2 separate regions of the Mus musculus genome follow, and region 1 is linked to region 2. The links are chromatin loops, found by intact Hi-C in ENCODE. Cell type or tissue: heart. All regions are shown on one strand. Links, peaks and the distances in the headings refer to the core of each region. The heading gives the core; the rest is flanking DNA. Region 1 holds the start of Tcp11 (t-complex protein 11). Region 2 overlaps Scube3 (signal peptide, CUB domain, EGF-like 3).

Evidence for each region. Hi-C counts contacts between places; a loop is a spot of excess contacts. Peaks named below come from ENCODE experiments on the same cell type or tissue, not always from the same donor. Only the 100,000 strongest peaks of a DNase experiment are listed, where the experiment ranks them.
Region 1: a loop joins it to region 2, with 8 times the contacts of the local background. A loop is called at or near these places in 38 of 42 quality-filtered maps.

What each region holds. Positions count from the first base shown.
Region 1 is chr17:28,076,720-28,091,782 of GRCm38, forward strand. It overlaps Tcp11 (t-complex protein 11), which reads right to left and starts at 3,920. Exons shown (of 10, transcript NM_001085555.1): 1 at 3,856-3,920; 2 at 3,440-3,586; 3 at 1,267-1,339. The coding sequence starts at 3,560. In heart, for the core only: a CTCF peak has its summit at 4,862 (motif pointing right); a DNase peak (open chromatin) is centred at 8,412; H3K4me3 peaks cover 784 bases; H3K27ac peaks cover 3,094 bases; H3K27me3 peaks cover 1,209 bases.
Region 2 is chr17:28,154,564-28,169,626 of GRCm38, forward strand. Scube3 (signal peptide, CUB domain, EGF-like 3) reads left to right here. Exons shown (of 22, transcript NM_001004366.2): 4 at 1,329-1,463; 5 at 2,199-2,324; 6 at 2,510-2,626; 7 at 6,249-6,365; 8 at 7,753-7,875; 9 at 8,391-8,507; 10 at 9,169-9,294; 11 at 9,482-9,598; 12 at 9,735-9,839; 13 at 10,111-10,227; 14 at 10,500-10,658; 15 at 10,864-11,079; 16 at 11,424-11,585; 17 at 11,794-11,961; 4 more. Among named protein-coding and RNA genes, the nearest start is that of Zfp523, 15 kb to the right of the region's middle. In heart, for the core only: a CTCF peak has its summit at 9,314 (motif pointing left); DNase peaks (open chromatin) are centred at 7,054 and 9,318; H3K4me3 peaks cover 1,637 bases; H3K27ac peaks cover 1,615 bases; H3K27me3 peaks cover 6,560 bases.

The DNA.
Region 1 (15,063 bases), core at 4,794-12,793, 78 kb before region 2:
ATGCACTTTTATTCTGAGAGCATTATCATCTCTCTCCAGTCTCAAGGCTACATTTTGTTATCATTATCATTCTTTGTTAAGACTTAAAAAACAAAACTAAACAAAAACAAAAAAAAAAAACACTTAGAGATGGCTCAGTGGTTAAGAGCACCGACTGTTCTCCCAGAGGTCCTGAGTTCAATTCCCTGCAACCACAGGGTGGCTCACAACCATCTGTAATGGGATCCCATGCCCTCTTCTGGTGTGTCTGAAGACAGCTACTCACATATATAAAATAAAATCTAAGAAAAAAAAAAAAAACGGGTGTCAGGTGTCAGTGGCGCAGACCCCAAGTCCCAGTGCTCAGCAGGCAGAGGCAGCCAGATCTCTGCGAGTTTGAGGCCAGCCTGGTCTACACAGCGAGTTCCAGAACAACCAGGAGAGACCCAGAGAGACCCTGTCTCAAAATAAATAAAAACAAACCCCCAAACGAACAAAAATTAAAATCATCTCTACACTCAGGAGGCACCGGCAGGAGGACCAGCCTGGCATATGAAAGAAGCTGTCTAAGCAAATAGACAAAAGTCCAGAGCAATTCAATAGAGAAAGGAGAGTCTTTTTTTCCAGCAAATGCTGTTGGAACAACCAGACAGCCACATGTAGAGACCTGGTTCTAAACACTGAAACGGGCAAACGGCATCCCATGTTTAGACTGTGGATTTTAAATCATTAGCAGCAAGAAATTAATCATCAAAATAGGAACCATGGCCAGGCGTGGTGGCGCACGCCTTTAATCCCAGCACTTGGGAGGCAGAGGCAGGCGGATTTCTGAGTTCGAGGCCAGCCTGGTCTACAAAGTGAGTTCCAGGACAGCCAGGGCTACACAGAGAAACCCTGTCTCGGGAAAGAAAAAAAAAAAAAAAAAAAAGAACCATGGCAAGCAACACATTTCGCCAAGGAGACATTCATTTGAGTTGTTTACTTGTTTGAGGTAGGGTCTCCCTGGATATCCCTGACTGGCCTGCAACTCACCATGTAAACCAAGCTGGTCTCCAGCTCCAGCTCCACCTGGCTCTGTTTCCCAAGTGCTGAGATTACAGGTGTGAGCGTGCCGAGTTTATTTTTAATATTTATCTGTTTATTGGTGAGGGCACATGTAATTAAACTCAGGTTGTCAGGCCTGGCAACAAGTGTCAGCCCACAGAGTCACCTCCCCAGCCCCCAGAATCCTTCGGTGCTGAATAACGACATCAGGAAGTCACATACAGAAACTGTAAAAGCCAATACCTGCTTGAAGATAAACTCCTTTCTTCCAACTGACAATCAAGCTTGGAAGCGTCATGGACTCTCTCCGTCATACCTGTAATTAGAAGAAGTTCTGGTGGACAGTTATCAACCCACACATGTCTGAATCTCCTCAGGGTCACTCGTCTGAAGGCCCCCGGGGTTATATCTGAGTCCACTCAGCCAGTCACTTGTACTTCCCCAAGGGCGTGCTAGAAATGCTCAGGGCAGTCCAACACAGTGAAGGCTAAAGTTCAGGCAGGCACAAAATGAAGCGGATTCAAAGATAAAGCTGTCAGGGCTGGAGAGATGGCTCAGCGGTTAAGAGCACTGTCTGCTCTTCCAGAGGTCCTGAGTTCAATTCCCAGCAACCACATGGTGGCTCACAGCCATCTACGATGGGATCTGATGCCCTCTTTTGGTGTGTCAATGATAGTGTGCTCGTATACATAAAATAATCAAGAAGGTTATTAGTATTGCACACCAGTTTGCATTGGGAGGCTCGAGGAAGGTTCCCTCCTTCTACCTTCTCATGGCTGCCTGGGCATCGGCTCAGTCATCAGGTTGGTGGGGTCGGGGGAGCTTAGCTGCTGAGCTGCCTCACAGGCCTGAAAAGGCACAATGTTTTGTTTTGTTTTGTTTTGTTTTGTTTGTTTTTCGAGACAGGGTTTCTCTGTGTAGCCCTGACTGTCCTGAAACTCACTCTGTAGACCAGGCTGGCCTCAAACTCAGAAGTCTGCCTGCCTCTGCCTCCCAAGTGCTGGGATTAAAGGCTTGTGCCACCACTGCCCGGCAAAAGAAAATAACTGTAGAGATCCCATAGGACAGCACTGTCTTTCTCAGAAGGAAACATGACAGAAGTATTTAGAGTCATGCCTGTATCCTCAGACAGTAAGGAAAAAGGAAAAAAACACACACACACAGAGAAAATTAAAAATGGAGGAAGTCTCTGGGTTTTACGTTTCAACAAATTGAAAATATTTCATGGTGAGAAAATTGACTGGACTTTGATAGAAAATCTAGAGTCCTTGGCTGGGTTATAAAAGCATAAACTACAGGCTGGACAGATGGCCAAGTGGTTAAGCCACTTGCTGCCCTTTCCTAAGAGCTGGGTTACCCTTGGCTCACAAGCATCTGTAACTCCAGTTTCAGGGCGCCCGACATCTCTTCTGGCCCTGAACACACACGGTGCACAGACATACCTGTAGACAAAACACCCACTCACACAAAGAAAAATAAACCTTTTTATAAAAACAAAGGTGACCGGACCCTGCTCTTCCCAGCATCTGTGCAGTCCTTCATTATCCCAGCCGAAATGGCTGGCATGACACAATCAGATCCGTAAACAAATCCGAGGTGAAAGGAAACCTTCAAAGCTACAGCCACTCCTCAAGAAACTCTCCAACTGCAAGAAGCAGCCAGTTCCGCCCAGAGCACTCCGGAACAAGGAGGGCTTAAAGAGTAGAGATTTAAGTGTGGCTACAATTCTTAAAAATTCAGATTGCCCCCCTAAAAAAAGAAAACTGCAACACAACAAAGCCAACGTGTTATACACAGTTCCAAATTTTTACAAAAGGAATTTGATTGTATACTCAGGAGTCACTGTACCTATGGATGCAACAGCCATTGTAAGAACTGTTTCCAAACCAGCAGCACCAGCACGCCCTGACCTTGAACCCCACAGGCCAGGTTCCTATTTGGATACACAACCCCAGCCCGAACCCAACCCACCCCACCCCACCCCTCCGGGTACACCTGGATCTTGTCTCAAGTCACAGCGTTAAGCAGCAGCGACCCCGCGTGGCCACAGAGGAGAGACTAACTGTCCAGCGTCACAGGAAATCCATGGCAACGCTTGTGCGGGAGCATTTGAAACGAGGGGGAGGGAGGTCCGGACCTGCAGTCCCCGCACTTGGGGGACCCTGCCTCAAGCAGATACCTAGCCTGTGCGAGCTCGGGGTCCCGCCGAGGTGGCCCTTTCCCGGGGATGGCGGAAGCGGTGCCCCACGCGTGACCGAGGGGAGCTTCGCTCGGGCGGAGGGCTGGGGACACCGGGAGGTCGGGCCAGTCCGCAGTCCTCCGTGGCCCACGGGACCTCGTGGCGCCGTCTTTACCCCGCGCCCCTGCGCGGACCCTGGGGTGAGGGCGGCCGTGCTCGGGCGACGGTTGAACCTACACGATCGGTGCCCCTGGGCGCTGCTCGCGCTCTCCCGGGTGTTTCCCCCGCGGGATTCACGGGAGGCGCTCTCTGCCGCGCCGGGCTCCTTCCGGGCCGCCCTCTCTTTCACGTCTGGCATCCTGGTGATGGTGGTGGTGGTGGTATCTGTGTGGTGACAAATGTTGGGGGCTCGTCAGGGCCAGGGGGGACCAGAGCTGGCGCAGGAAGAAACTGAGGCCGCAGCCCCGACGGACGCCCCTCCCCTTACCCCTCTCCATCCCTCACCACCCCTTGTCTCTCCCTCTCAGTATGCCTCTTCCCCTCACCTCCTCTTCCCCTCTCCCTTCCCCTCTTTCATCCCTTCCCCTCCGTGGCTCACCTCCGCCCTCCCCCTCCACTTTCTCCCTCCCCTTCCCTCTCTCCACTCAGCTCACTTCCTTCTCTGCCGGCCCGCCCGCTCTGGCTGGCTGGGCGGCACGGGGTGCGGGTGGGCTAAACCACTTGGGGGGATGAGGCAGGGGCGGCGTGGCTGGGTGGAGCCACTGAGCCCCACGTCGATGCTGTCACACACTCCACATCCCCACCCTGCGAACTGAGCAGGAGTGGGAACGCCCGGTGTTGCCAAACAAACAGCTTAGGTGTCCTGGCAACGAGGCGCGAGGCGCGTGGCAGCCCTCCCCACCAGCATCGCGACCCGCCACCGACCATCTGCCGCCACCTTGGGTGAGACCGAGACTGGGGCAGGACGGTCATCCCTATTGATTCCAAGTGTCAGGATCTGGGGCTTAGGGGTAGCCTGCAGAGCATGCACAGGGGTGCTAGCCTCGAACTGCTGACCCTACAGCCTCTGCCTGAGTGCTGGGGTCACCCGTGTGAGCCACCACCAAGGGTTCATGTAGTGCTGGGCATGGAAGGGACCTCATAGGCTGAGCTCCATTTCCAGATTCTTAAAAAAAATGGAGGGTGAGGCCTGGAGAGATGGCTCAGCTGTTAGGACCACTGGCTTTCTTCCAGAGGACCAGGGTTCGATTCCCAGCACCAACATGATGGATCTCGGCCATCTGCCACTCCAGTTCCTCGGGATCATACTTCCTATATTTACATATATTTACATACACGCAGGCAAAATACCCATACATATAAAATTGTCTTGTTTTACATATAACATTCTCTTGTGTTTTTTGCTTTTTTCCCAAGACAAAGAAAGTTTCTCTATGCTGCCCCAGCAGTCAGGGAACTCTTCTGTAGACCAGGCTGGCCTCAAACTCAGATCTTCCTGCCTCTGCAGGGATTAAAGTCTTTTAAATACCCACGCCTTGGGTTTGGGGAGAGAACATGGAGAGGGTGTTTTTCCCTCATATTCTTTCTGGCCTCTTAATTACTCTGACTTGAAGTCATCATAAAACCTATGCAAATGCATCCCATCCATGCAGTACCCCAGGCGTTCAGAAGAGGGCGTGCGATCCCCCGGAAATGGCTGTACCGCCTGATGCCGCTGCTTTGCTTGCCAATCCCTGACTTTGGAAAACCTGAAAGTAACGGTGCAGGCCTGTCACCCTAGCTACTGGGGAGACTGAGGCAAGAGGACAGACTGGCCAAGGCCTGCTTGGACTACACAGTTCCAGGACAGACGAAGCAACTAAAGTTTAAAGACAAAACAAAGCCAGATAATGGGTGCAACTTAGTAACAAAATGCCGGCCATGTTTGAGGGCCCAGGTTCAGTTCCAATACTGCAAGGTAGGATTTACTGAAAAGAATTTAAGGTTGTAGCTTGGTTGGTATCCCTGGGTTCAATTCTCACCGACCACCTAAACTATCTCCAGCACATACTAAGCTTCCTTCCTCCCTCCCCATTGTGCTTCTTGGAATTTCGGGGTGTGCTTCTTGGAATTTCCCTCCAGGTGGTCAACGGGGACGTGAACAGAAGCTACGCAGTGATGTCACAGCTTCCTGTCACATGAAAACTCGGAGTCTGGAAAGATGGCACCCAAGTGGCGGCCTAGAAATACCTGGTGCCCTCTTGTGGGGCCCCTAAGGGTGTGTGTGTGTGTGTGTGTGTGTGTGTGTGTGTGTGTATGTACACACACATACACATACATGCAGGGAAAACATTTTTTTTTATGACATGTTTTCTCTGTGTAGCCCCAGCTATCCTGGAACTCCCTCTGTAGACCAGGCTGGCCTCAAACTCCCAGAGATCTGCCTGCCTCTGCCTCCATGCGTACTGGGATTAAAAGCTTTCGCCACCACTGCCTGGCCTATTTGGGACTATTAATGTCAAGGAGAGAAAAAAAATTGAGCTTGTTTTTAAATAGTAGCCCTCCCGATAAAAGAATCAGTGCTATAGAGCTCTTCCCAGATGTCTGAATTCCCCTAGGAATCTATCTGTACTCGTAAAATAGCCGCTCTCTATATAACATCTGTGGGTCAGCCAAATGCACTAATGGGCCAAGGATCCAGCTTCCAATCCTGACCTCCTGAGTTCAATCCCCAAGACTCCCATAATTCCAGGAGAGACCTGCCACACACGAGCTGGCCTCAGGCTCCACACCTGTGCCACACCATGTACACACACACACACACACACACACACACGTGCGCGCGCACACGCACGCACACACATACACACAGTGTAATTAAAACTTTTAAAATCTGACTTCTCTTGGAGGGTTGTAGGGAGATAATCAGAGCAGGCATCTATGGTGGGGGTGGGGCTGAAGCAAGAAGAGGGGAGCGTGGAGGTGGCCGAGGAGGGAACCGAGGAAGGCTAAGGGAAGCGTTTTCCCAGAGCCAGGCAAGGTGCAGACGTCCAGGATCCTTATCATTAACACTTATCAGAAGCAGCCAAGCAAAAGTTATCGTCAAGAGCCTAGAAGGACGAGAGGAGATATGGCCTCCTTCCTCAGGGAGGGGGATGGGGGGGTGTCTTAGTTAATCACTGACTTCCTGCTTAATGATTTACTGGGCGCTTTTACATTCCAAACACGTACAATAGCCCCCAAATCCCACCCATGCAAACAGGCAAAAGCGGGTGTCACATTGGACTGTCCCCACGTATGAGGCCTGATGAGAGCCATTTCGAGGCGTAACCAAGAGGAATGGGCAAGAGGTTGACCAGATCACAGGCTACTTCTGAAGTCACACTGAGTGCTCTGCTCTGGCTGAGATGCTGTCCACGTGCAAGGAGATGTAGCACGTAGGGTCCTGGTGAACTCCACGGGGGGGCGGGGGCAGGTCAGAGAAAGGTTGGGGGTCCCAAGCACATAGGATTTCCTATAAGGCCGTTTGTCTGTGACTGAGTCTCGCTCCGCTCTGTAGCCCAGCTGGCCTCCTACTCAATATGTGGCCCAGGCTTCCCTCGAGTGTGTGATGCTCCTACACCTGCCTCCCAAGTGCTAGCTTCCAGGCAGTAACACCACAGCAGCCTCTCACATCTATTCCAACCCTTAATTCCCACTCCCTTTAATTACTTGAGAATTATCACCCTGGAAGGAAGGGCTGCCTGTCTAGGCTATCTAATGCCTCTGTCCTCCTGGGTCCCCACAGCCCAGATTGAGAAGCAGGTGTGTATATTTCCGTCCAGCCCCAGCCTGATGTTTCACACCTGTAATCCCAGCACTTGGGAAGTAGAAGCAGGAGGTCCAAAATTTTCAAGGTCATCCTTGGCTATGTAGAGAGTTTGAGGCCAACCTGAGCCACATGTGAACCTGTCAAAGAAAGAGAAAGGAGAGAGAGAGGAAGAGAGGTGTGTTGGGGGTGGGGAGGAGGGTGAGGGAGAGAGAAAGTACTGAAGAAAAGAAATGCCAGGCCCCTGCCCCTACAATCCCCGCCCCCATGCCTCCGCCATTCCCCGACTGGGTGAGTGAGACTGAATAGATATTCTCATTGGGTAAATACGGTTCTGTGTACCCCTACCCTAGGAAGCAAATTATACTGAGAGTCGGTCTAATCCCCAAAGATATTCTGAAAAAAAAACCAAAAGACAAAAAACAGTGGCCTGCTGGTTCCACGTGGCTATGAGGGAACTCAAATTTTAAAAGAAATCCTGGGTGCGGATGGGGAAGTAAAAAACAAAACAAAACAAAAAAAGCCCAAAAACCAAACCAAACCAAACCAAACAAAACCCCTAATATTACTAAAGCCGTTCTGAGCTCAGGATGATAAAAGAAAGACTGGTCCAAGGTCACCACCAGTTTATGGAAAAAATTTCGAGACGAATCCACACAGCTCAGTGTGTTTACTGTGCGATGTATAGAACTTTGGAAGAGTTAATGCCAACACTGTAAATAAATATTTACATCTTCTGAAGGAAAACCGCGTAAATGATAGGTCACGGACGGAAACAGTGAGGGCTTAAGTTAAATAGAGGCCAAGGCCGTCAGGTCGACTGGAAGATAAACAGCCGGCCCAAGCGGTGGGGGTGCAGTAAATACAGTGCGGGACATTTAAATGGAACCAGTTGGACTCGTGTAAACTGGGGCAGACTCTCCCCGGGGCCTCCCTCACACACAGAACCGCACGTCAAAACGATTGGTTTTAGTCTCTTGACAAATGCGTTTCTTTCCACCGACTCCCCACAACCCCCCAAGGCTATGAGAAAGGCTGAGGTAATCTGGAGGTGGCTTAAGGGTCAAAGGGAAGTGTGGCGGCTGTAATCGCGACGGATCCCGTAGAGAGCTCAGAGTCCAGAACAAAGAAGATTCTGGAAGTTACAATCACGACATTGCTTCTGAACCAGTCTTTCTTCAACAAGATTCAAGGGACTTTGCTGGTCCAGAGCCCTCAGCACACTTGCCCAGAACCCACACTCCGTGGATGTCGCTAACGGTCCTCAAAAAACAAAACAGTTTACCCTTTCTCCAGAGCACCCCTTAAACCTTGTAGTCACAGGTTGCGCCTATGATTACTCTGTATTGAACTGGGGCTGGGGCCATGGCAGCAGAACTGGAGGGTTCTGTCGAGCGACCGGTAGGGGGCAGCAGAGGGCAGCGAGACTGTCGAGGGAGAACCTGGGATTCCCCCTCCCTCTGCCTACTTCCCCCCTCCGCTCTCCCCAGTGACTCAGCAGCCACAAACGCCAACTTGAAAACGTTCTCTAAGCTACGTCCCCAAAACAATTGCTCCTTGTGCCCGGGACACGGGCGCGAGTTACACACTTAAGCTGTTCCCAAAGAACTATATTCAGTTGGTTTTCAACTCCGGGGAAAAGCTGGCAGCCTCTTTGTGGATTTAAAAAAAATAATAATTTTTTTTTTAAGTTGGAGGGACAATTAAACCTTTATGGGCCCCAGAATGTACCTAATGCAGACATAAATAATGCCCTCATTTCTGTCCAATATGCTTTCTGGCAACAGAGAGGGTTTTGGGTTTTTTTGGTTTTGTATTTTTATTTTTTTGCCATGTCAGGATAGAGTTGAGCTCAGGTCCCAGAAACCCATTTTGATTAGGGCAGGTGACAGGGGTCAGCAGGAGTCATGACTCTGACCCTAAATATGACACCAGCTCTCTCTCATAAAATGGACACATCGCAGGCCTCCGGGCCTTACTGGTCTTAAATAAATCACTTACAGAACTCTTAAAAAGACTTCCCAGACAGCCACCAGGATTTTAGGCCAAGAAAACTCGTTTTGTTTCCTTCGTGTGTTTCTTTGGGTCCATTTGTCAAGAACCCTGACTGCTCTCAACACAATACAATACATTCACATACTTCCAACTTGGTGTCCTTGAATGGTCCACGGGATTTCATTTTAATCCAATAATATCATTAAATGCTCCAGGGCCTCCCTTCTTAAAGGACGGTTTGAGCAAACCCTTTTGTTGAGTGAGGCAGCCTTTGTAAGGCAAATGACCAGCCACCAATTTTGTTTTCGAAATCTTGGGATTTCACATAGCCCATTTCCTCAGACGGGGGCCCCCACTGGAGGTGGGGGCCTGTGTTTTATTTTACCAACTTCGGTAAAGACTGTCTACTGGACACACAGGACTGGACAGGGATGAAGGCACTGCGAGTTAGCTGGAGCAAGAGATGGGTTTCAATCATTCCTGTCTTCTGTAATTATCTAAATTGTACCGAGAGCTGAATATAATGACCTGACAAAGAGTGACATGGAGAGCCAGTCTATTTGAAGTTGATCTCAAAAGAAATGGCTGAGAAGTTAGGGGGTCATTGCTGTAGGGGTTTTTATTTGTGGTAAAATAGTATAATATTTATCACTTTACCCGTTCCTGCATAGACAATTCCGGGACATTTTAAATAAATTAAAGTTACAATGTTGAGTAACATTGTTACTTATCTATACCCAAGCCCTTTCCATCATCCTCAACAAACGCTCTGTCCTCTTCGGACAAAGACTGCCCATCCACGTCCCTCCTCCCTCCTCCCTCCTCCCAGACCACCGCGGCCTCTCTCTCATCTCTAACAGTAGAGATGTCACACACACCAAGGTTTCTGTAGTTCTTTCTCCCTTCCTACCACAAGAGAACGGGGAAGTTGCAGTGTGAGCTCACACACACACACAAACACACACACTCACATATACACACTTATATACACACATTCACACACATTCACTCACACAGACACACAGGCATTCTCTCACACATACACACACACATTCACTCACATACACACATTCACTCACATTCACACACATGCACACATACACACTCATACATATACACATATTCACTCACACATATATGCACACACATGCACATATACATACACATATATACGCTCACATACACAGACACACAGACACACTCAGATGCATTCACTCACACACACATTCACTCACACACATATACACATTTACTCACACACACATATACACATTCACTCACACATATGCACATTCATGCACACGTACATATTCACTCACACATATATGCACACTCACACATACACATGTACACACTCACACATACACACTCATACATACACATACACACAATTCACTCAGTCACACACACTCACACATATGCATACACATTCATACACATATATACATACTCACAATGCATACATATTCACACACACATATACACACACTCACACATACACATTTACTCGAATATATATATATATATATATATATATACACACACACACACTTACATACAAATAACACATTTTCCTTCACACACACACTCAGTCTCACAATTCATTTACACATACACCTCAGCCAGTGACCTATAAGGACACTCATACACCCACACACTCACACACACACTCACAAGCACACAGACACACACCTCACACACACTCACACATACACACACACTGCATTTTTCTACCTTCTAGATTCTTCCTAACACTGTCTCCACAGTCCCCCTCTACGTTGTCTACATGATGAAGCCTGGGCTCCCCAGAGCTTCCTGGAATGGTTTAACCTTGCTGGAGGGTCTGCAGCCTCCGGCAGAACAAAAGGAGGTCAGTAGGGCTGAGTCTCTGCTGCTCGCTGAGGAATGGCAAGAATTTTCTGACCCTGATAGTCTGAGAAAGCAAGAACAGGATAAGTTGGTGGCTGATATGGTGCTAAGCTCACTCACGTGTAGCCCTGATGTTCCTAAAGCCTGTGATGTACACACCTGTGACATGCGGGGCTAAGAGAGATGGGAACACAAGAGACATAGAGGCCTCCCAGGGCACCCTCAAATTCCATGCTGTGGAATTTCCCATTGAGCTGCTGACTAAGGAAGAGGCAAGAGGATTGTCTCAATTACCAGAGCAGCCCGAGCTATGCAGTGAGATCTGGCTGAATAGCCTAGAGTATATAGCAAGGCTCTGTCTCAACAGCTCCCTCAAATGGGGTGTGTGTGTGTGTGTGTGTGTGTGTGTGTGTGTGTGTGTGTGTGTACACACATATACCCAACATCCGCATACACAAACCTACACACAAATACAAAGGAGGGCTGTCCCCTCAAGGCAAAGGCTAGGAATACAGCCCAGAAGTGCCACTCCAGACCAGGCCAAACCACACCCTAGGCTCACTCTCAGTCCAGTCACAAGGAAGAAAGCACAGCAGAACCATCTCCAACCCCTGTAGGGTTTCCATCTCTTGTCCCACAGGCAGCAACCAAGGCACCCAGAAGGCTTCCTGTTCAGGTTTGTTGTTTTGTTTTGTTTTAAGATTCATTTATTATTATATATAAGTACATTGTAGCTGTCTTCAGATGCACCAGAAGAGGGCATCAGATCTCATTGCGGATGGTTGTGAGCCACCATGTGGTTGCTGGGATTTGAACTCAGGTCCTTTGGAAGAGCAGTCAGTGCTCTTACCCACTGAGCCATCTCTCCAGCCCCCACCCCACCCCACTTCCCCGCTCAGGTTTTATGCTGCCACTCATTATTTGGTCTCTTTCAGCTGCCTCCTATCCCTCCCCCACCTTGGTCTAATGGAGACCTCACTTATGTAAAAGTTGTCTTGTTCTCTAAGGAACTACTGAGGGGTTCCTCCCCAGCTCCAGCACTGCCAGCCTGCCCCCCCCCCCCCTCCGGGAAGGCTGCAGCTTAAAGGATAGAGAACTCTGGGCTTCAGAATGGGGGTGCCCTGACAGCAGCCAGACCACATAGCTATGCTCCCCAACTCTGAGAATTTGGGGGGGAAGAGGGGAAGCATCTGGAATTCTGAGACAGAGACAGACAGAGTGTGTGTGCGCGCGCGTGCGTGCATCTGTGTGTGTGTGTGTGTTTACCCTGGGAGGCCAGAAGAGGGTATCAGGTTATAGGAACCTGTGGGCCTCCTGACATAGATGCTGGGAACCCAAATCAGGTCCTCTGAAAGAGCAGCAAGTATTCTTAACTGCTGAGTCACTCTAGCCCCACATGACCCTCTCCACCCTCCCTCCCTCCCTCCCTCTCTCCCTCCTCTCTTCCCTCCCTCCCTCCCTCCTTTCCTCTCTCCCTCCCTCCCTCTCTCTCTCCCTCTCTTCAGTGTGCGAATGTCAGTCCCTCACTAAGTTTCTCTGTGCTTGGAACCAGTGTTTGCACTTGATGTTTCCAGAAGTTGCTAAGAGGGTCTCGCTACCTCGAACCCATGTGTAAGTTTATTAAAGAGAAGTTCATTTGTGCTCGCTACACTAAATCCTGGCTGGTCCCTGTGCATAGGACACAAGTTGGGTGAATGAGGCACGGGAGAAGTCTGCTTCCTAGCTTTTTATTGGTTTGGAGACGTGGTCTAACTGTGTAGCCAACCAACGCCTCTAGGTTAGGTTTACCTGGGCCAGATGCACATACACAAAGAGAGAGTTTGTTGCTTTGGCGTGCGTGCGTGCGTGGGTCCCACACAATCCCACTGTCAAGGTGACAGCTAAGCAGGTCTGGCCGCTGTCTTGGAGGCAGCTGCCTTTGCTCTGTGCCCTTGTGAGCCCTGCATTGGACATCACGTTTCCCTGAAACTGGTTTCCCATTGGCGCAGGGCTCCAGTCCTTTGGCCCCATCAGAAAGCAGTGACTCCTCACTAGGCTTTAGATTTGCATGTTCTTGACATCCAACAGAAAGCAGGCTTTCTTGTATTTGTTTATAATATGGGTTCTCCTCTGTGAAACAAATATTCTATTTACCTATTTTTTTTAAACATTTATTTATTTATATGTATATGAGTACACTGCAACTGTCTTCAGACACACCAGAAGAGGGCATCAGATCCTATTACAGATGGCTGTGAGCCACCATGTGGTTGCTGGGAATTGAACTCAGAACCTCTGGAAAGAGCAGTCAGTGCTCTCAACCGCTGAGCCAGCTCACCAGCCCTCTATTTTAAAAAAGACTTTCATTGGTTTGTTAGTTTGGTTTTCACTCTATACGTCCTGACAAGCCTGGAAACTCACAGCAATCCTCCTGCCTCAGCTGGAGTCACAGGTCTGAGCAATCATGTTAGGCTTCACTATGATTTGTTGTTGGTGTTTGTTGGTTCTTTGAGATGATCTCTTACGCTGCTCTGGGACCCACTGTACACTAAGTATCCTTGAACTTGTTTGAGCCCCTCTGCCTTAACCTCCCAAGTGTGTACCAGGATGGGTATCTTACTCTCTGTCCCTGGCTGACCCAGAACTATGTAGACCAGGCTGTCTTGGACCTCACAGAGGTCTGTCTGCCTCTTCCTTCCCAGTGCTAGGGTTAAGGGCATGGCTACCATGCCAGGCTTGCTGCTGCTTCTCCTTCTCCTTCTCCTCCTCCTCCTTTCTTTTTTTTTTTTTTTTTTTTTTTTTGGTTTTTCGAGACAGGGTCTCTGTATAGCCCTGGCTGTCCTGGAACTCACTTTGTAGACCAGGCTGGCCTCGAACTCAGAAATCCACCTGTCTCTGCCTCCCAAGTGCTGGGATTAAAGGCGTGTGCCACCACACCTGGCCAGGCTTGCTTCTTATTGAGTCAGGATATCACTAAATTACCTAGGCAGGTCTTAAACTTGGAATCCTCCTGCCCCAGCCTTCTGAGTAGCTGGGATCACAAGCCTGGGTGACCAAGGCTGTTTTACTCTACTGTTTTCAGGTGGAAGCTAAAGTTATAGGTTCGAGGCTGCAATAGTTGGTTTTAGTTTTCTTTCTTTTCTTTTCCATTGATTTTTTTTTATTTGTTGTTGTTGTTGTTGTTGTTGTTTTATTTTTACACACTTACTCTTACTGTGTGTGTAGCCCTGGCTGTCCTGGAACTTGATATGTAGACCAGGCCTCAGACTCACAGAGCTCCACCAGCCTCTGCTTCCAGAGTGCCAGGATTAAAATGTATGCCACCACATATTCTCCCCCATTTGTTTGTTTGTTTGTTTGTTTGCTTGTTTGTTTTTGGAGACAGGGTTGCTCTACGTAGCCCTGGCTAGCCTGGAACTCACTTAGTAGACCAGACTGGCCTTGAACTCAGAAGTCCAACTACCTCTGCCTCCCAAGGGCTGGGATTAAAGGTGAGCGCCTATACCTGGCTCTAGCTTTAATTTTCAACTTGGCCCAGAGTCACCTAGGGAAAGAATCTCAATGAGGGATTGCTTAGATCAGGCTGGCCTGAGGAGCTATGTCTGTGGAGGACTGCCTTGATTGATGTGGAAAGACCCAGTCCACTGTGGGGGGCACAATTCCCTGGGCTTGAGATCCTAGAGAAAGCAGAGTACTGGGTGTACATGTGTGCCCACTTCTCTCTGAGCTGCTGGGCCAACAATGTGACTGGTTGTTTAAGTTCCCCCCACTTTGGCTTCCCCACACGATGGACCGTACATAACTTGGAACTATGAGCTAAAAGTCAACCTTTCTCTCCTAAGTTGTGTTTTTGTTTTTATTTTTGTTTTTTTAATTTATTTAATCAGAGTGCTTTTACCACAGCAACAGAAATGAGACTAAAACAGAAACATCCCTGACCTTGATGGGTGACAAACTTTCATGCTGAGTTTCTAGCCTACTCAAAATATGTTTGAATTTCTCTTTGTATTCTCCTTTGACCCATGCATTATTTAGAAGCAAAGTTCCCAAATATTTGGGGATTTTCCAGGGATCTCTATTATTAGCTTCTAATTTAATTCCATTGTGGTGAGAAAACATTTTTTTTCTTGAATCTTTTTAAATTTACTGAGACTTGCCTTATGGAAGGAATATGGCCTATTTTGGTAACTGTTCTCTGGGAGTCTCAAAACTATGTGTGTTTCTGCTGCTT
Region 2 (15,063 bases), core at 4,451-12,450:
GTAGCTCAGATGCTCTGTGACCTAGGAACCCCCTTACTGCATAGCTGCCATGTGGTCATCTTCTACCCAGGTCCCTGGCAGGCCCTTCTCCGGGGCTCCCCTCCCCCGCCCTTCTGCTACTATGAAAGAGCTGTCTCTCCCCTGTCACCAAAGGACTATTTAGGGACAAGATCTGAAGTACTCGGTACAGGGTAGGGGTGCCCACATGACCGTGAATACCATCTTTGATTCTTTGGTCTCCATTGGGTCCTAACCCCAACTATCACCAACCAACCATAGAGACAAGGGAAAGAACAGGTACTGGGAGGGTCTGAGTTACAAAGGTCTGGTGAAGGTGAGTGTTCACAGCCTCAACCATCCCTCTAACCTTTGAGAAAACTCCAAGAACACGCATGGGTCTCAGTTTCTCCAGGGAGAAGTAGAGGGTGGGAGGGATGCAGCCAGGATGGAGATGGAGTCCAGATGTCCAAGTGATGAATTTGGCTGTAGTGGTGGTGACTCCGGGCTCCCTATTGTTCCCCTCTACCATCCAGGGTGTGGCCTGGCCACCTTCCCCACCCTTCCACGCCGCATTGCCAGGCTTTGTTTTGTTAAACCAAAAATAGGAGAAAAGCTAGGAAATCTGTGGCAGTGAGCCCAGGCCTGGGGGAAGGGAGCACGGCTCGAGTTGTGGCCAGTCCACAGAAACGGTCCTTGCCCCATGAGGACCTGTGGCTCAGAGGCCATTCCCACCATCGTTGGCACCTCAGCCATACGGCTATCTGAGGAAAGAGCCTTTCCAGGTTCTCTGATTCCTGGCTGCTCATCAGAGCCAGCCTCGACATGGCCCTAGTGCGCCATGGCCGCTCAGTGGGACTAGTACCCATCCTTGTCTTCACCGAGGTTCCTCTCGCTCTGGCCCAGGGTTTCGGTGTATGGGAGTTTGCATGCATGTGTGTCTGTGCACCACATGCCTGCGGGGCCAGACGATGATACCGGGTTCCTTGGGACTGGAGTGTCAGGCAGTTAGCAGCCATGTGGGCCCTGGGAATAGGACGCAGGTCCGAGGGTTCAGACGCAGCCTTTACAGCGTGGGAGAGGAGTCCGGGCCTCACCTTGGCTGGCCAGGTTTGGATGTTGCCTGCCCTACCTGAGCTCTGGACAAAGGTGCCTCTTCACACTCAGGGAAGTTTTAGCTGACAAGGGCTAAGGAGTGCTTGCTAAGGGTGGGCCTGTGGTGTGTGTGTGTGTGTGTGTGCGCGCGCACACGTGTGCTCACAGGCATTCTTCAGTCTGCCCTCAGTCTATGCTGCTGCTACAACAGTCCCACCAAGCCCCTGTCTTCACAGATGTGGATGAGTGTGCAGAGGGCAACGGTGGCTGCCAGCAGAGCTGTGTCAACATGATGGGCAGCTACGAGTGCCATTGCAGAGATGGCTTCTTCCTCAGTGACAACCAGCACACCTGTATCCAGCGGCCAGAAGGTCAGCCCACGGCCATCTAGGCCCCCAGGCTTCTCTTCCCAGCTGCCCCTCAGCACTCTCTGTCCCACACTCTAGACTCCTAGCGTGCTTAGACACTGTATTCCAGACTAATCTAGGGAATGGAACCGGGACCTGCCCAGAGTAGAAACAAAGCTATTTTGGGGCATTCTCTGGTCCGGCGGTACGGTGCTGCAAATTCCTGCTCGCCAGCATTTGTCTGTAAGCTGTTCCTTCCCTGGGACAGCCTCACCTGCGTGCGTCCCTTTCCACAGCCTGGATCCATGGCTCATTTCCTCACTGGGCCATGATGGTCTGAGAGCAGCAGGGAAGTCCAATTTGCCTTTGTGTCCCTGTCACTTAGCGTGCTGCCCTGCCTGTGATGGCAGCTTAATAAATCTTTGTGGTCTAGCCAAGTGTGGTGGCACACACCTTTAATCCTAGCCTGGGTGGGGGGAGGCAGAGGCAGGCCTATCTGTGAGTTCCAGGACAGCCTGACTACACTGAGAAACCCTGTCTCAGTCTGATGGCTGTTTCTCTTCTTCAGGTTCCTAGTCTCAGTGTAAGCTCTCTGAGGAAAGATACCCTGTTTTAGTTTCTCTGGGTCCCTCCTAGATCCGGAGAGCCTCTGAGTAGCAGGCTCAGCTGATTCTTAGAGTGTCCTTAGCCACAGCTGGTTCTGCCCCATTGAGGCTCCCAGTGCAGACAGAGCGCCAACGTCTCCTTCTCCCTTTTTAGAAGGAATGAACTGCATGAACAAGAACCACGGCTGTGCCCACATTTGCCGGGAGACTCCCAAGGGGGGCATTGCCTGTGAATGCCGCCCTGGCTTCGAGCTCACCAAGAACCAACGGGACTGTAAATGTGAGATTTGTGAGGGCAGGAGAATGGGGGGGACAGGAAGGTGTGGGGCCTCAGTAGCCAGAGGGCAGGGATGAGATGAAAGAGGCCTGGGGGCGGGGCACAGTGAGGAAAAGGGGCAGCTTTCCCCACCTTGAAGACCTGCAGCACAAGGGACAAGCAGGCTGACATGTCTCCTCTCTGTGCAGTGACCTGCAACTATGGTAATGGCGGCTGCCAGCACACCTGCGATGACACGGAGCAGGGTCCTCGGTGCGGCTGCCACGTCAAGTTTGTGCTCCACACCGACGGGAAGACATGCATTGGTGGGTGAAGCCACTTGTGACAGGATTGGGGTGGGGTCTGGGACGGAAGGGGAAGAGAGACCCTGGGGGACAGTGATGTCTAGGTACTGGATAGTTACTGATGTGGGAATGAAGACCAATGAGAGGACAGGTGGAAGGACCACTCTGAGAGACTAAAGGGCACACTTGACTACCTGCCCTCCCCAGGAGTCCCACCCTCCTCTTCCTCCCATGTTGAAACATTACCAGGTTCGGAACTGTTAGCAGGGGTGCTGGGCAACCAAGGCTTGAGGAATTCTGGGGCGGTCAGCTGAGCGGCTGACCCAGTCTCTGGTTGACTAGTGTGGTAGGGGAATGACCACAGCCAGTGTCCCTGCTGTGAACTGGTGCCAGGACACAGTAGTTGCTTCCAGAGCAGTTAGCCTTGGGCTGAAATGAATCAGTAGGGTGGCTCCAGCCCCTCTCTTCCTCTTTACCCTGGCAAACCCCCTTCCTACCCCTCACCTGATGCCCCAGGCCCACCTCACACCCAAGCATCTGGTGGTACTGACTTTCCAGTGTGCCTGTGGCTGCCCACCCCCCCTCACTTGCTGCAGCCTTCCCGTCCTCTAAGCCTGAGACCCTTCTTGAATTCCTAGGCCTGACCTGACTCTCCAGGTTCCTGGATGAGCTAAGTCCTTAAAGTGAAGGTTGAATTCCTTCCGTTGCTATTTCTTGAGCGGTGAGAGGGCTGACAAGATGTCTTCTTGGAGAAGTGGGGAGTGAAAGGCAGGGCTCTGGCTGGGCATGAGGCAGGGCTCGGGCCAGTCAGAGGTACTTGTGCTTGGGCTGTGGACAGTGGTGCTTATGGAGGTGTGTGTCACTGCAGCCACAGGACGGGGATCAGACAGGCTCACAAGATACACATGCTTTCAAAGGCTGCTGGAGCCGAAGCTCTCCCAACTCTGCTCTCTAACTCTTCTGAGACCCCAAGACAGGCTCAGGGCTTCATGCTGCTTTTTCTGACTGCTGTTCCAGCTCCCTTCTTATTCTCCTGACAGGGCTAGTTCTTCTGCTTTGCAAACCTCCCACCACCCCCTGGACACACCACAAAGCCTCCCCCCCCCCATTCTTCCAGAAGGAACTGCATGGGGAGAAGATGCACGAGGCAGGACAGAGGCCCCTGGGGCAGGAGACCCTGTTCCCTTGTTCTCAGACGGCTGCTTTGTAATTAGGCTTGAGCTCTCTAACCCCACTGAGACCCACTGAGTCCTCTGGGCAGAGCAAGTGATGCTCCTCCCTCCCCATCCTTCTCCCTTTGCCCCCAGGGAGTGAGCCTACTTGCCTTGGACTTAATTTTTCTTGGCAGGGGGAAATGTCACTGGGGTTGTGGGGACATGCAGCTTGAGTGGCGAGACAGGAGTATAGTTAAGGGATTTAGAGGTGGCGAGATGCGAAACTTGACACCCGTGCCAGTTTTGCCTGGCATGCTGTGCGTGCTATGCGGGGGTTGGACCCGCAGCTGCTCTCTCCGAGACCCAGCATCTCTGCTTTATGGTCCCTTGATGGGGGCTTGATTTCTTTGAGGGTACCAGGCAGGACAAGGCTGAGGAGCAAGGCTAATTTGGGATCCCTGGAATCACCACATGGGGCTAGTGGTTTGGACCGTCAGGGTGGAGGGTGCGGGGTGGGCCTTGCCCCAATCTAAACGGCTTTTTTACAATGTCAAACAGGGGAAAGGCGGCCAGAGCAGCTCGGGCCCACTCAGGCCGTTTCTAATGGTAAATATGCCTGCCCTCCCTGTGCTTGCTAGGGAAGGGCTAACCCGCTGGGGCTCCCACTAACCTTGCATGCCCTCCAGGGCTCCCCTGGCAGTGCGGGCTCTGGACCCATCTGGTGGCCTAGGAAGCTTCCTGCTGGTCATCTTCCTGGTCCCTGGCTCTCCTTCTTATGCCTCCTCCACCTCTCATTGCCCTGGTCGGTCCCTCCCAGCCATGTGCACCCCTCGGTCCCTGCAGCCAGTGCCATCTTGCCCACTGTTCGCACTGTGGCTGAGGGAAGTATCTCAGAGCTGAATGTCATCTTCTCTGTGGGCCACCCTTCTTGGGTTCCTTCCTTTCTTTAGCACACCACACAGCCTCAGCTGGTGATTTCTGCCTGACTCTGGGTCCCTCACCAGCCGTCTTCTCTGAGCCCTCAGCCCACTCCTCTGGAGGAGGGGAGTGACAGTCTTCCTTCTCTTGGGTGTGATAATTATCATGTGGTCCACGCCTGGCACAAAGGACAGGTCGAGCTGTGCCCTCCTCCCTGTGCTCAGCCATTGTCCCGCAGAGCTGAGCATCTCTGCCCAGCTTCTTGGTCCAGCCTGGGGTGTATGCCATGCCAGTTCTGTTAGCACCCATCCTGGCTGCTTCAGAGGATCTACACACAGACAGCATCTTGTCCCCCACTGTGCTTCTCCAGGCCTTGGGAGCCCTCGGTCCATACTTAGAGCACTTTTGGGGGAGTCTGGACTTGAGCTCCTCGCGGTCTGGGGGACCTCGGGGAGACCACAGTGAGACCAGGGCAGGCCAAGGACTCCCAGGCAGAGGTGGGCTTCTTTTGGAGCCCTGGCACACTGCCCACTTTGGGGACAAGGGTGGGCCTAACATCCTCATTCTTAGAACAACTCTTCTCTCTTGTCCCATGGAGGCCTTAGGATGCCAGTGGGAGAAGACTTGGTGCCTGGGACAGACCACAGCACCCAGGTCCCCATGCCAGGCTCTTGCTGTCCTGGGGCTGATGGCTTTCCCCAGAACTCTCTCTCCAAAGCAACTGTTTAACATCTGGTCTCCTCCTGCTCTGGCCTCTCTGCCACAGACTGAGCTGACAGGAGAGACCTAGCTGAAAGCTCTGAGCTTTCTCTTCTGTGTCTTCCACCATCTCTCATTCTTTCTCTGGATTCTTCTGCGCTCTCCCCCCCCCCACCCCGCCGCGCCCCCCCCTTCACAAAATATCTCATCAGCAAAAGCAAAGAACCAGAGAGCCACCGTGTTTCCAGGTAGACAGGAGGGTTTGGGGAGGAGTGAAAGGAGGGTGACCCAGGGCTGCAGTGTCAGAAGGGTGGGAGGGGTTGAGGGGGGGTGGAGGGTAGGGGATAATAGGGGGTCTTGGGGGTGAATTGATGGGGAGCCCTTAGGATCTTGAGACACTCTTTCCTCGAGGCCTTTTAGGAGACTGTCCATCACAAACACCCACACTCATCCTCAAGATAGGAGGATGAAACTGGTCTACCCCTTCTTTTCCCTCAGGCCTTAGGATGCTAATGCTCCGATGCTCGGTGCCTAGGACGAGCCCTCTTTAGCTTTCCTCTCCTGCTCCCCTGCCCCCACCCCCAGCACATTCCTGCCTGACAGCTCTGGCTTGTACCTGCCTCACTGCTGCCCACCTTGTTTCAATCAAGTAGGGGGCAGGGATGCTGAGCGAGCGGAGCGCGAGAGAGAGAGCGCTTCCTGCACTTGTGAGGGGTGGGAGGAAGGAGAGGCTGGAGCATCGCTTAACGCTCCTGCTGACCCCCCCCCCCTCCACCCTGTGAGGTGGCTGAGGGCTTCCCTCAGGCCCCATACCTGAGTCTGACATTCTTCTAGGCTAGTAACCCTATTACCACCTACACTTCCCTCAACAGAAACCTGTGCTGTCAACAACGGAGGCTGCGACAGTAAGTGCCATGATGCAGCGACCGGAGTCCACTGCAGCTGTCCTGTGGGTTTCATGCTGCAGCCAGACAGAAAGACCTGCAAAGGTGAGATCTCAGAGTGAATGGGGACACGGAGACCTCTGCCAAAGGGAGGGGAGAGAGTTCCTAGGTGACCGACCACGCCTCTTCAACGCCCTTTAAGGCTGTCAGTTTCTCCCACCTCAGTTCAGTGGGCACAGAAGTCCAGCTACCACTTTGCTGCCCCCTGGCCTGGTCTCCCTTGTTCCCTCTCTCACCCCTGTCCCTGTATTAGGGAGAAGGGTCTCAACCCTGGAGGGACAGTTGAGCCTGACTCTGTGTTGTTGTGCCTGAGCCATGTGGGTGGTTTAACTTCCCAGCGGGTCTGGAATGATCTCTGGAAGCATAGGTAGGAGTGCCCACACCAGGGCCTGGTTCGGTCCGCCATGCTGTGGTGCCCAGGCTTCCTCCACTGAACCTGGCTCATAGATGTGCGCAGAGATGGATGAGCGGTGATCAGTGAGAAGAATTGGCCCTGTGGGGACCTTTTGGCTTGGCTCTCATTATGACTTCCATTCCTATACTACCCACCCCATCTCCCCTCCTGCCATTACCTGGGATTTGGGGGAGATGAGAAGGAAAAGGGGGAGGGGAGCCATTCTGCAAACGCTGACTCAGCAGGTCCGTCCGTGTCCTCTGGTAGGGAGGAGTGGGGACTGGGTAGTGCCGGGCTCCTTCTTTGTGTCTCTTGGCCCAAGAGCTGCAGGAAGGGGAGGGCGGGGGCAGCCGGTCAGCCAGCCGCAGTAGAGAGGTTTCCTGCTGGGAAGGGCTGTTGACAGGTAGGCCAAGAGTGAAGGCCCTGCCCCCTCCCCTCCACAAGTGCTGAGTAGCCTGGGTCCTGTCTGCCACCAGCTCGGGGGAACTTGACCTCAGGAAGGAAGCTGCCCACCTGCTCCTTTCTTAGTACCCAAAGCTGCCAGGCTCTGAGCCTCTGCAGACCATGCCAGTCCCGTCCCCCTCCTGGCCCCTCATCTCTAGCAGCTTCTCCCTCTATCTTAGAAGTCCTCTCTACCCAGCCTCTTTGGCCAGCCCCTCCTCTATGAAGGCTGCCCTTTTACAGCATGACCAGAGGCCCCCAGCCTTTGTGACAGGAAAGGACAGCCCTCCCTACAGTCTTGGGGATGGCTGTCAACTGGAGAGTAAGGGACATGGACCAGCCTGGATCTCACATGGCCACCTGCTCCCATAAGTCTAGACCGTTGCTCCCTGCTGGCATAGGTGGTTCCTGGACTTGGCTTCAGGAGAGATGGTGTTAGTAATGGCCAGATATCCTAAACAGGGAAGACATGGAGACAGAAGGTGACAGCCAAGTTAAAAGGGCCAAGCCAGGGCCCTCCTTGATTTTCCTTGTCTCTGTGAGGAAGAGATCTGGGCTCCTTTGCCCCTAGCCTTCAATGCTGTCCTTCGTCCCCAGATATAGACGAGTGCCGCTTAAACAACGGGGGCTGTGACCACATCTGCCGCAACACAGTGGGCAGCTTCGAGTGCAGCTGCAAGAAGGGCTACAAGCTTCTCATCAACGAAAGGAGCTGCCAGGGTGAGCCGGCTCCGGCCAAGGGGGCGAGTGTCAGGGATGCTGTATTCCAAGCGTCTCTGTAGGCAGGGCTATGCCGCAGACAGACAACGGTAGTCCTTCCTTCTTGCAGGCCAGCTCCATGCTGAAATACACAGCTTGGCAAGGGGTGAGCAAGCTTTCACCACAATCCAGGTTTTCCCAAGTGTGGCCTGCTGCAACTAGGTTCCACATGCACAGGTTCCAGACCCTGGCAATTCTGGTGGTGCACTTTTAATCCCTGCACTTGGAAGGCAGAGACAGGCAGATCTCTGGGTCTGAGGCCAGCCTGGTGCGTTCCAGGATGGCCAGGGCTATACAGAGAGACCCTGTCTCAGAAAAACAACAAAAGCCCCAAACCCCAGACAAAGGGTACAGAGGGAGTTGTGCGTGCTCAGATCTGGAGTTAGGCCAAGGTCTTTCAGCATCAGAGCCCATCACCTGAGCATGGACCAGGTGCCCCGAGACAGACTCAGTGGTTCGAATCCTTGCTGTTCCAGATATAGATGAGTGCTCCTTCGACCGAACCTGTGACCACATGTGTGTCAACACCCCGGGGAGCTTCCAGTGTCTCTGTCATCGTGGCTACCTTCTATATGGTGTCACTCACTGCGGGGGTAAGCCAGCAAGATCACACCTACACCTGCCTGCTTCCCAGACACCCCAGCCCTCGACTCTTCACACTCCAAATGGCTGTGCTTGTAATGAGAAATCCTTGGATGGTTCTTGTCTACATCCAACAAGATAAAATAGAAGGCACCTTCCAAAGACCAGCTGGGAGACAGGATACCAGAGAGCAGCATCCTGGCAGCAAGATGCTTGAGGGTTTCACGTAGCCCAGGATAGCTGCACACACACACACACACACACACACACACACACACACACACACACAGCCAGTGGTGACCTCGAACTCCAAACCTCCAGCCTTCACTTCTCGAGGGTTGCGATGGCAGGTGGCACAGACTCTGCCTCCTAATTCTACCTTGCATTCCCCATCGCTGTTCCCAGAGACCCACCCTCTCAGTCTCTAGCCCAATGAGACAGTAAGAGAGGAAAGTTCTGAAACCTTGGTCTGGTTGGATTGGCCCCTGCTCAATGGCAACTATGACTGGGGATGTAGAGAAGGGAGAGAACTTTGAGCTCCTCACAGGCCAGAGAACCTTTTACTTTGTTTATGAGAATGTTAACGTGAGACCTACCTTCCTGACAAGATTTGTAAATGCACAGTAATCTCTATAAGGGTACTGGCAATCTGATCTCTGACTCCTCCCACAGATGTGGACGAATGTAGCATCAATAAGGGAGGCTGCCGCTTTGGCTGCATCAACACCCCAGGCAGCTATCAGTGTACCTGCCCAGCAGGCCAGGGCCGCCTTCACTGGAACGGGAAGGATTGCACAGGTGTGTGGCGCCCTCTGCTGGCCAGACATAACAATGCTGTTTCAGGGGAAGGTGTGAGGGGGAGCCTGCTGGGTTTAAAATGTGCAGGTCTCCTTGGGCATGTAACTAGTCCCCCTTTCCGCATTAACTCTCTGAGGGCAGGAAGACAAGGCATGTTCATATTCTCAGACCTTGCTTCCCTTCCTAGAGCCAGTGAAGTGTCAGAGCAGTCTTGGAGCCTCAAAAGCCATGCTTAGCTGCAATCGCTCGGGCAAGAAGGATACTTGTGCCCTGACCTGTCCCTCCCGGGCCCGGTTCTTGCCAGGTATGTGAGAGAGACGGGGTTCTGGGGAGAAGGGAGGGCAGACTGGCTGTTCAGCAGTGCCTCTGTTCCCCCGGGGTTCCTCCAACCATTGGGGGTTGAGAGGTGGGTCAGAGCTGTGATAAGCCCCTTCTTTCAGAGTCAGAGAACGGTTTCACCGTGAGCTGTGGTACCCCGAGCCCTAAAGCTGCTCCAGCCCGAGTGATCCACTCTGGGAACAGCACCGTCTCCAGCTCCTGCCATGGTGAGCACCTGCCCAGAGTCCTCCTCTTCTCTGCCCCCACAGTTCTCCTCATCCCTGGCCGACTCACCCTCTACCTCCCTTGTTACTCTCTAACTCTCCAGCTTTGCTGCCAAGCTCCTCCTATCTTACCCCTCCTATCTGTTACCCTTGGCTTTCCTGATCCCACTCTCTAGCTAAACCTTACTGCTGAGCTCGGAGCCACCTCCCAGAGCAGGCCGTCCCCAGGGTCCCCAGGCCCTGGAGCTGTGCTGAGCTTCTCTTCTCCCTCTAGAGGCTGCAGTGCTGCCAGTCAAGCAGAGAGCCTCCTTCAAGATCAAGGATGCCAAATGTCGCCTGCATCTGCGAAACAAAGGCAAAGCCGAGGAGGCCAGCAGGATCCTGGGGCCAGGTTTGGACCTCCCTCCCTGGCCCCACCAGGCTCTCCCCACCTCTCAGCCCCTCTGCCTAGTTCTGTCATGGATTCACCTGCACCCTGGGCTGTGGATAGAATGGGGAAGCTGTTGTAGGCTAAGGCCCTGGAAGTCCCCGTCATTCCCTCCTACCGAGAAGAGGGTTGGGGGTAGGGATGTCTGGGGCGGATGGAGAAATAGGAGAGTCAGAAGAGAGAACTTGTCTTCAGTGGAAGCTACAGTTCGAGGTTGACACGGCCTCTGTTTCCAGGTAGTGTCCCCTGCTCTGACTGCCTGGTCACTTTCATCCACCTTAAGTGTGACTCTTCTCGGAAGGGCAAGGGCAGGCGGGCCCGGACCCCCCCAGGCAAGGAGGTTACCCGGCTCACCCTGGAATTGGAAGCTGAGGTCAGAGCAGAAGAAACGACAGGTGGGCCTAGGGACATTGTTGGGTGGAGGGCCAAAGAGGAGGGCACATAGCCTGGATCCAAAAGGGACAAGCCAAGGGAAGGGGGCACCTCAACTCTGGGCCTGTGTAATGGCGAGCAGCAAACTCCAGGGCTGCCCCTGTCGGCTGCCTTCTGCTCTGACCTCTCTCTCCTCATTCTCTGACTCGCACAACCATCCATTACCAGCTGGCTGTGGGCTGCCTTGCCTCCGACAGCGGATGGAACGGAGGCTGAAAGGGTCCCTGAAGATGCTCAGAAAGTCCATCAACCAAGACCGGTTCCTGCTGCGTCTGGCAGGCCTTGACTATGAGCTAGCCCACAAGCCAGGCCTGGGAGCTGGGGACCGAGCAGAGCTGGTGGAGGTCTGCCGACCTGGGCAGCACCGAGCAGGCACCAAGTGTGGTAAGGGAGCTTGCCGGGAAGCAAAGGTGTGGGGAGTGGGGGAGGCCCAACTTGGCCCTGGCTCAGAGCAGAACAGGACCCCTTGTCTCAGGTGAAGCTCTCAAAACGTGAGGTGGCGAAGCCCCTCCTGCCCACGGGCCTCCTTTCTCTGGTCCCAGGCTGAACCTCGGACACTAGGCAGGGCCGGCAGTTCTCCTGCACTCAGATTTGACATCCCTATCTCTCCAAGCAGGGTTCTGTTCGTTCCCTAATAGATCTCCCATGGCTGGAGGAGCGGGAAGGGGAGTCTTAGGCCTGGGTGGTGGGAGATGGGGGGGTGGCTAGCGCGGCCGACTCTCCCTCAGTCAGCTGCCCGCAGGGAACGTATTACCACGGCCAGACGGAGCAGTGTGTGCCATGCCCAGCGGGCACCTTCCAGGAGAGGGAAGGGCAGCTCTCCTGCGACCTTTGCCCTGGGAGTGATGCCCATGGGCCTCTTGGAGCCACCAACGTCACCACGTGTGCAGGTGCCAGGGGAACAAACAACGCAGAGTGGGCTAGGGTGGGCACTGGGATGCCCGTGGGCATGGGGTTTCCCAAAGGGCAGGCCCAGGCTCCAGGCCAGTCTCCTAGTTGATGTCCTGTTTGTATGCCTCCGCTGTTCCCTAAGACTGGGTGACCCAGGGAGTGGCTCAGGACCAACCCCATCAGAGTTGGGCCCTTGCTTCATTGCAGGTCAGTGCCCACCTGGCCACCATTCAGGAGATGGGTTTAAGCCCTGCCAGCCATGCCCCCGGGGCACCTATCAGCCTGAAGCAGGGCGAACCCTGTGCTTCCCCTGTGGCGGAGGCCTCACCACCAAGCATGAGGGGGCAGTCTCCTTCCAGGACTGCGACACCAAAGGTGAGCAGGTTATTTACTCCCCGGAGCTTCCTATCCTCAGCTGCCACCCACCCCACACATCTCCAAGCCCCTCCACAGACCTGAGTGTTATCTGACCATCTTCCCTCAAAAGTGAAGACCCAGGTACCTAACTGTACATGTTCTTGTTTCAGAGCTGCCCCTTGGGCCAGACCTGGGGATAGAAAGTGACTAAACCCTTCCTCCCTGTCCAGAGTACATTGCAGATTGGTAGCCATTTCCCTCCATCCCCCTAAGTGAGCTCCTGTATCAGTCTGACACTGCTCAGGGAGGGCCTGCAGGAAGAGGAGGGTGCTGTAGCCAGCCACTTTGGAAGGTCTCTCTTCCCTGGCTTTAGACTATGTCTGGGAAAGGTAGGGACCCTGGAAGAAACCTGGGAGTCTCTGATGTCTGGATTCTCCATGACAGATGTGCCTGTCTATCCACGGTCCAGATGCCCACTTTCCTACCATCTTAGCTTCTGCCCTCTTCTCTCGCCTGCAGTCCAGTGCTCCCCGGGCCACTACTATAACACTAGCATCCATCGCTGTATCCGCTGTGCTGTGGGCTCCTACCAGCCAGATTTCCGTCAGAACTTCTGCACCCGCTGCCCAGGAAATACAAGCACTGACTTTGATGGCTCGACCAGTGTGGCCCAGTGCAAGAGTACGTGGCTGGCCAGGCTGTAGGGAGTGGAAAGAGATCTTGGAGCCATGTGCACGGGAAAAGGGGGTGGGAGGTGGTAAGGCAGCGGGGAAGGGGGCCGGAGTGGGTGGGTGGGCAGCTGTCAGGGATGCCTGTAGCATCCTTTTGGATACTGGAAGGGCAGGAGGAGGGTGGACCCAGCACCCCGGAAGAGCAGGTGGTGATCTAGCATGGTTCACCACCTATGTTTGTTCTCCCCCTTCAAGCCCCTCAGCCTGCCCACCACGGTTCCCCACTGACTGTCCATCTCTCCCTTGCTCTCTCCACCGGGGTGTGGCTGCAGATCGGCAGTGTGGCGGGGAGCTAGGTGAGTTCACTGGCTACATCGAGTCTCCCAACTACCCGGGCAACTACCCGGCCGGTGTGGAGTGCGTCTGGAACATCAACCCCCCACCCAAGCGCAAGATCCTCATCGTGGTCCCCGAGATCTTCCTGCCCTCCGAGGATGAGTGTGGGGACGTCCTGGTCATGAGAAAGAACTGTGGGTGCCTGCAGAGCCGGCTGGGGGGTGGGCACGTGGAATCTGGTTGGGGAAGAGAAAGACCTGGGACGGTGGAGTGGGGAACCAGCAGATACACGAGAGGAGCCTTGGGGGACAGAAGCTAGCACAGGACCTGTGGGACAGGTTGGGTGGGCAGCAGTGAGGGAGCCAGTCCTGAGGCTGGGATGCCAGTGCTGCCACCTGACTAATTCTAACCCTAGCCTTTCTGCCATCCTCGTCCCATAAAGGTCGATTTTAATGCACCTGATTGTGCAGTAGTCGGCCTTGTAGAATAAACCTGGGGCTGGCAGAAGAGAGGGTGTGTGGCTAGCTGTGTGTTTATGGGGGCTGGAGGGGGGAGCCTCTGTCAGAATGACCTCACAGCCCCACTAATCTCCTGACCTGACGCTTGCCTTGCCAGCCTCCCCATCCTCTATCACCACTTACGAGACCTGCCAGACCTACGAGCGGCCCATTGCCTTCACCGCCCGGTCCAGGAAACTCTGGATCAACTTCAAGACCAGTGAGGCCAACAGCGCTCGAGGCTTCCAGATTCCCTATGTGACCTACGATGGTGAGCAAGGGCAGGAAAGATGGGGCGGTGGGTGGGTCTTGTAAGCGTACCAGGAGAGCAGAGTTCCCACGCTCAGCCCCCAACCCTGTTGACTTTACAGAGGACTATGAGCAGCTGGTGGAAGACATAGTGCGTGATGGCCGGCTGTATGCCTCAGAAAACCACCAGGAGATCCTAAAGGCAAGTGAGCGTTCGCTGTGGTGCGGATGGAAATGGGTATGCACCGATGTGCAAGCAAACTGCTAAGTACAGCCTGCCTTTCTACTCCTGGCTCTGTGGGGCATGCGCTTTCTTCACTGCCGCTTTCCAGATGAGAGAGGTAAAGGGCTTTCCCATGATAGGCCTGGGCTCTGGACCCAGCTCACAAAACCAGTGTCAGCATACTGCGTCACCCCTGGGAGGACAGGAGACATCCTCTGCCTTGTCCATCACAGAGGCAGAGAGGGTAAACTGCACAACGATATACGTTGTTTACTTTTTTGAGACAGAGTCTTAAGAGTCTAGGTTGGCTTTGAACTCCGGGTTCCCCTGCTTCCCGCTCCTAAGTGTTTGGTGGGATCACAGGCCCAGAGGAACGAACACCACCCTGGGTCTGTGGATCCCGATTTGAGTCCCGCCTGGCGTAGTGCTGCTCCCCTTTGATCCCAGCACTCAGGAGGCATAGGCGGGTGGATCTCCGAGTTTAAGGCCAGTCTGGTCTATATGTGCAGTGCTAGGGTAGCCAAGGAGACATACTGAGACCCTTCCAAATATTTTTTTTTTAACTTCACTCTTTTAGTTATGGCTATTTGTGTGGATATGTGCATGGGATTGCAAGGCGGCCAGAGGTGTCAGATCCTCCTGGGGATGGGGTAGCAGGCAGTTGTGAGCCATCTAATATGGGTGCTGGAACCTAAACGCACATCCTTTGCAAGAACTATGTGTGCTCTTAACCTCTGAGCCATCTCTCCAGCCCCACGCCACTGTTTGAAATCAAATGTAACTGGGTGTGCTGGTGCACATATGGCCCGGCTATTCAGGAGCTGAAGTGGAAAGATCATTCAAGCCCAAGAGTTAAGAAAACAGCCTGGGTGACATGCTGGACTCCATCAGACAGCGAATCAAATGCACCGTGCAACTGTATGCACAAAGTAGTGCAGCCATGCTGGAGCTGGGGTGGCGCACCTTTGACTGCAGTACGTGGGAGGCAGAGGCAGAGGCAGGAGGATCTCTGGGAGTTCTAGGTCAGCTTCAGGCCAGCCCTAGCCACACAGTGAGACTCTGTCCTAAAGGAAGGACTGTATAGAACAATCGTCTTGGTTAGAGTGGAGTTACGAGGCTGAAAGCCCCAACTATCTTAGAACTC